Linked DNA regions of Mus musculus: region 2 is linked to region 1. Evidence: chromatin loops called from intact Hi-C (ENCODE). Cell type or tissue: heart. All regions are shown on one strand.

The links. A loop is a pair of places that touch in the nucleus more often than their neighbours do. Peaks named below come from ENCODE experiments on the same cell type or tissue, not always from the same donor. Only the 100,000 strongest peaks of a DNase experiment are listed, where the experiment ranks them.
Region 2: a loop joins it to region 1, with 5 times the contacts of the local background. A loop is called at or near these places in 17 of 42 quality-filtered maps.

What each region holds. Positions count from the first base shown.
Region 1 is chr16:25,063,674-25,066,173 of GRCm38, reverse strand. A230028O05Rik (RIKEN cDNA A230028O05 gene) reads right to left here. Exons shown (of 3, transcript NR_040374.1): 2 at 1,337-1,461. Among named protein-coding and RNA genes, the nearest start is that of A230028O05Rik, 5.3 kb to the right of the region's middle. In heart, a CTCF peak has its summit at 1,417 (motif pointing right); a DNase peak (open chromatin) is centred at 1,413.
Region 2 is chr16:24,890,642-24,893,141 of GRCm38, reverse strand. All of the region lies in intron 10 of Lpp (LIM domain containing preferred translocation partner in lipoma), which reads right to left. Among named protein-coding and RNA genes, the nearest start is that of Gm22672, 7.7 kb to the right of the region's middle. In heart, no CTCF peak of the experiment used is centred here; a DNase peak (open chromatin) is centred at 1,401.

The DNA of each region.
Region 1 (2,500 bases):
ACACTTTAAAGATTATCAACCCTCCAATTCTATATTTTCGTAGCAAACTCCTACCAATGAATAAGTTCACACTAACATCGGTCTTAAAGACAAAATTCAATCTATCAACAAGAGCTTGCCTTAAAAAGGCTATTTATAGGAGGCCTTCTTCTTGTTTAAAATCACACACAAACACACACAGACAGAAGTGGGGAGGGGGGAAGAGAGAGAGAGAGAGAGAGAGAGAGAGAGAGATTATTTACCCAAACATGCTTAATTTAAAATATGACTTAGATATTCAAATATACTTTTAAAGTTTGCTAATGCATTTTCTTCTTCTAAAAAAGTGTTTTGAAGTTATGGTCTTCTTTGGAATAAATATGCTAATTAAATATACTAAATGAAGTGCAAGCACAGTAATGAGTCACTGAACTTACAAATATGCCTTGAATTCCAAAACTGTTCAATCCCTGGGTAGGAATGACTAGCTGACGGAGAACTTACCTGAAAGAATAATAAAATCTCAAATAGAACTTGAGCTATTTTATGAAATTATCTTTTGTAATCCATCAAGGAATCATCAATATCAAGGGAGATTCTTGGTTCTTCCTCTCCTTTGATCCTTCTTCTTCTTTTTTTTTTTTTCCATTTTACATCTCAATTACAGCCCTCCCTTCCTGCTCTCTTCCTAGCCCCACCCTTACAAATCCCCCATTGTCCCTGAAAGGGAGTCCCCCACTTAGTAACTGCTACATCCTGAAACCTCTGGTCCTAGCAGAACTAAATACATCCTTTCCCACTGAGGCCCAACCAGGGAGACCAGGTAGGGGGAAGGAGATGCAATGGCAGGGAACAAAGACAGAGACAGACCCAGCTCCATTGGTTAGGGAACACACATAAAGACCAAGCTGCACATTTGCTACAAAAGTGTAGGAGGTCTAGGTCCAGCTCCTGCATGCTCCCTGGTAGGTGGTCCAGGCTCTGTGAGCCCCCACGGTCCCATGTTAGTTGACTCTGTAGGTCTTCTTGTGGTGTCCTTGATCTCTCCGGCTTGTTCAGTTCTATCCCCCATTCTTTCACAAGTCACCCAAACTCTGCCTGATGTTTGCCTGTGGGTCTCCCCATCTGCTTCTTTTCTTTTAAAACATGTGATCATCTTTTAGTACTAAGTTAATACATTGAAATAGAAGTAGAGCGGCATAAGGACGTCATGGATGGAACACATCTTATTTTAGGATGGTGTTCAAATAGAGGTGCCTCGGAGCTTCCCAGTGTGGTAATCTCCCCTCCCCCTCTCTCCCTCCCCTCAAATATCTTCCCTTCCCCACCCAAAACACCAACCCCCTTTCTCTCCAACCTTCCTTTTTATTCTCTCAAAACTCCAGTTGGCTCTACTTCCAAGATGGCTGAGGCTGTCGGGGTCCTGATGTCATCCAGCAGAGGGCGCTCTTGGAGAAGATTTGGGCATGGCCATGGAAAACTCTGGGAGGACAAGGACAGTTTCCTTTAGAAGAGGGCGACTGTGTTATCTGGGTTTCATGGTGACTTAAAGGAGAGCTTATTGGTCCTCCTTGAATTGCCTCAAATTTTCTGCTCATTTTCACAAAATTCTATCTATGCAGATGTTTTAGTGCTACATTCAGTAGGAGGGGGTGGAAGAACTAATTGTTTGTTTGTTTTTAAGCTATAGATTCAGAAGTACAAGGTAGCTAACTGCACAGGAAAGCAGCTGAGGATGGCAAATATCAAGCAAATATCAGCCAAGGCAGGTGTGTGTGTCAGAGACAGCCAATCTGCTCAAGCTGACCCTGTCTATCTCTCCCTGTCTTGTGAGGCACAAGAGAACATTTTTTCTCTCTCTCTTAAAGGCAGTGGCAGATATTATGGACAGAGCTCAAACAATAGCACAGAATCAACACTGGACCAGAAATAGATAGTGCAGATCCATAAAACTGTCAGAGGCCAAGAACAATCTTGATACTCTTTAACCTAGCAAAAGTTATCCATTGGAACCTAGAGACCAAACTCCAACACATAGCTTACAAATCAAAAGGAACACCAAGGACCAGTGGGCATCTGGGATGTGGTCCTGACTCTAAGATTTCCTGCCTGTTTCTTTGGTCAGGTCCAGTGGGTAAGCTTTGTAAAGTCTCATTGTCCTTGTCTAAGAGAACTGAACTGTAGAATCCATGAGATACAATTCATATTTCATGTTCTGCATTGGAGACTAACTTGTTAGAATTGAAATCCAAAATTTCCTTTGGAACGCCATAAGATGAGGAGTAAGGGTGTGGCCAGACATCATTATGTGGTTAAACATGAACTTAGGGATGACAGCTTTCATCTGGAACTTCGACGCATCCCACTTCAATGTCTTTCCACCCTTTGGTCCTCACCAGTGTAAGGGTGGGAACTGTCATTTCTTAGCTTGTATGTAGACTCCAAGATAGAATGACTGAGTGTCACCAGTCAATCCGCAGCAGTGTTGACATTTCCAAGAGCAGAATGAAGGAACCAGGAG
Region 2 (2,500 bases), 170 kb after region 1:
TCCTGGATCAATAGTCAAGCATGAGTGGTTGGTGCTTACAGAGAAATAATTAACTAAGCCATTGCCTTTGCTATTCTTATTATATCTTATTCCATCAATTAAGTAACAACAAACCAAACACAAGAACAGAAAGAAAAGAGTCCCATGGACTGGCACCCAGGGACTTGCTTGTCTTGTCTTATTCACAATGTCTTTGGGACACCTGTGTCGAGCCGTGTGATACGAAGCTGGATCCCACGAGCAGGGTCTTCTGCTCTAGAACTTTAGCTCCTGGAGAGACAAGCAATCCTAGCACCGCCTGTACTAAGTCCACCTGCCATGCAGCTTGTTCTAATTCACACTCTCTGTTTCCCTCTGAAGTTCTGATGCAGCTTATCAGAACTGTGAAAGTTTAGAAGGAGTTGGAAGTGCCGATACCTCGGTCAAGGGCACGAGGTCCAGGCTGCATCCTGGAATCGATTCTGAACAGAGAGGGCCTTTAGGTAAAATGGAACTGAAGTCTGAGAAGATTTCAACCTTTCTGGGTAGCTATGAAAGGAGGCCATTAAGTCAAGGACCTCAATGACAGGGTCTTATGAGGGGGAGAAAACACAGAAAGGATAGTAAGGTTCTCTATTATTTGAATTCACTCAGCTCTTCCATGTGTATGATTAAATATTTCCCACATACTCTGCGTTGCTTGAAGTGCAGAGTGCTATGACACACAACCTGAACAGAGGGAGCCAGCGACTTAAGCAATCTCAAGGATCATATAATAGAGTCTGGATAATAGAATCTGCCACACTATAGAAAATGACTAAAAACATGAAACTGAAGCTTTGTTGTGCACCGAGGTAAGCAAACATTAACAAAAAAATGGAAGATAGGTATATCCAAGAAGCAAACCAGCTTCCTTGAGCTAAGTGAGTCTGAGTCTCACTGCACACATACGGAATGGTGAACAGGTCCCCAAACCTAACTACTAAGTACAGATGCAACATTTGTAGAATAGCTTTTCCTCAGTAGACTAAGGGTGCTTACAAGGGTTGCCTCATTTCATCCTCAGGGAGCTGATGGAAAAATATCCCATTATGTCCAGTATATAGATGAGAAAGAAAAACCAGGGCTTGGAAAGAGCAAGTAACTTGCCCACGACAGAAAGCTTTGACTGAATTCTATTCAAACTCACGTTCTTTGCATGCTGCTACAGTTTCCCAGTATTTTATGTAAGACCTTTGCTTACAAAGCATAAAAATAAACAGCTTAAGATGCCTTCCACAGAAGCATTGTTACAGTAGCAATGATCAGTGGCACAGTAAAAAGGGACCAAACAGGAGCTATAAAAAGGTTACTGCTCCCTGCTAGACGAGAGCTAGATGGCTGGACGAGGCTTTGCTGACTTGGCTGCCAAAACTTGCAGCAATAAACGATTGCACAAGGCTGTCCTGAGTCGCTAGAAAGTGCAGCCCACTTAAAAGAGGTCAGAATTATAAAAGGCCTTCCTCTTTTCAACAATGATTTCACAGGGTGGTACTTGAAGAGTAGAATGATGTAAGAGGTGAGGTTTTGCTGACTAGACTTTTTCTTATTGTAGATGCTGCTGCTTCCAGATAGACAGGGCACTGCTATGCTTATCGTTACAGTCTGAACAGCTAGTGACATGCAGCACTGCCCAAGTCGCAGGACAAGGAAGAAATGTGACTCTGACTGATGGTAACCAGAAGCCACCCTACGCCTGTGTCTCTAGTCTCACTTCTAAAGAGAGCAGTTAGGCGAGTGACCTGAAAACAGTTCCTTTCTCTCCCACCTGCTTTAGCTGATGGGATTATAATGCTGCCACATGTGTTTAAGTTGTTCCTGGAAGGAAAACAAAGTAAGATGGAAACCAAGAGATGAAACGTAGAAATGTCAGTCGTGGAGAACTGTTCTTTGTGCCACACATCCTTGGGTTTCAATGAACTTGAGTTTTCAGAATTTTGTTACCAACTGTGCTGGCTTAATTTTATGTTAACTTGAGACAAGCTGGAGTCACTGGAAAGGAGGGAACGTCAATGAAGAAAGCGCCATCATAGATCTGGCTGTAGGCAAGTCTGTAAGGCATTTTCTTCATTAGTGGTCAATGGGGAAGAGCTCAGCTCATCCTTGGGCTGGTGGTCCTATGTTCTATAGTAAATCAGGCTGAGGGAGCCATGGAGAGCAAGCCACCAAGCAGCATCCTTCTATGGCCTTTCCCTCATTTTCATCAGTGATGGACTGCTACCTGGAAGTATGAACTGTTTCCTAAAAAAGCTGCCTTTGATCATGGTTTTTCATCACAGTAGCAGTAATACTAAGACATCAACCAAGGCAGAAATTCCAATAAAATTAAACTCTGGAGATCTACAAATTTCTGAGTCCCTTATTCTCAAGGTTTCTTTGCTGTTGAAATGCCTTGACAGAGGGTGCAACTGTGACTAATTTTTAGGTTTGTAAAAAGTACTACTTTTCCATGGATATGTTCAACAGATAGATCAAAACCAGA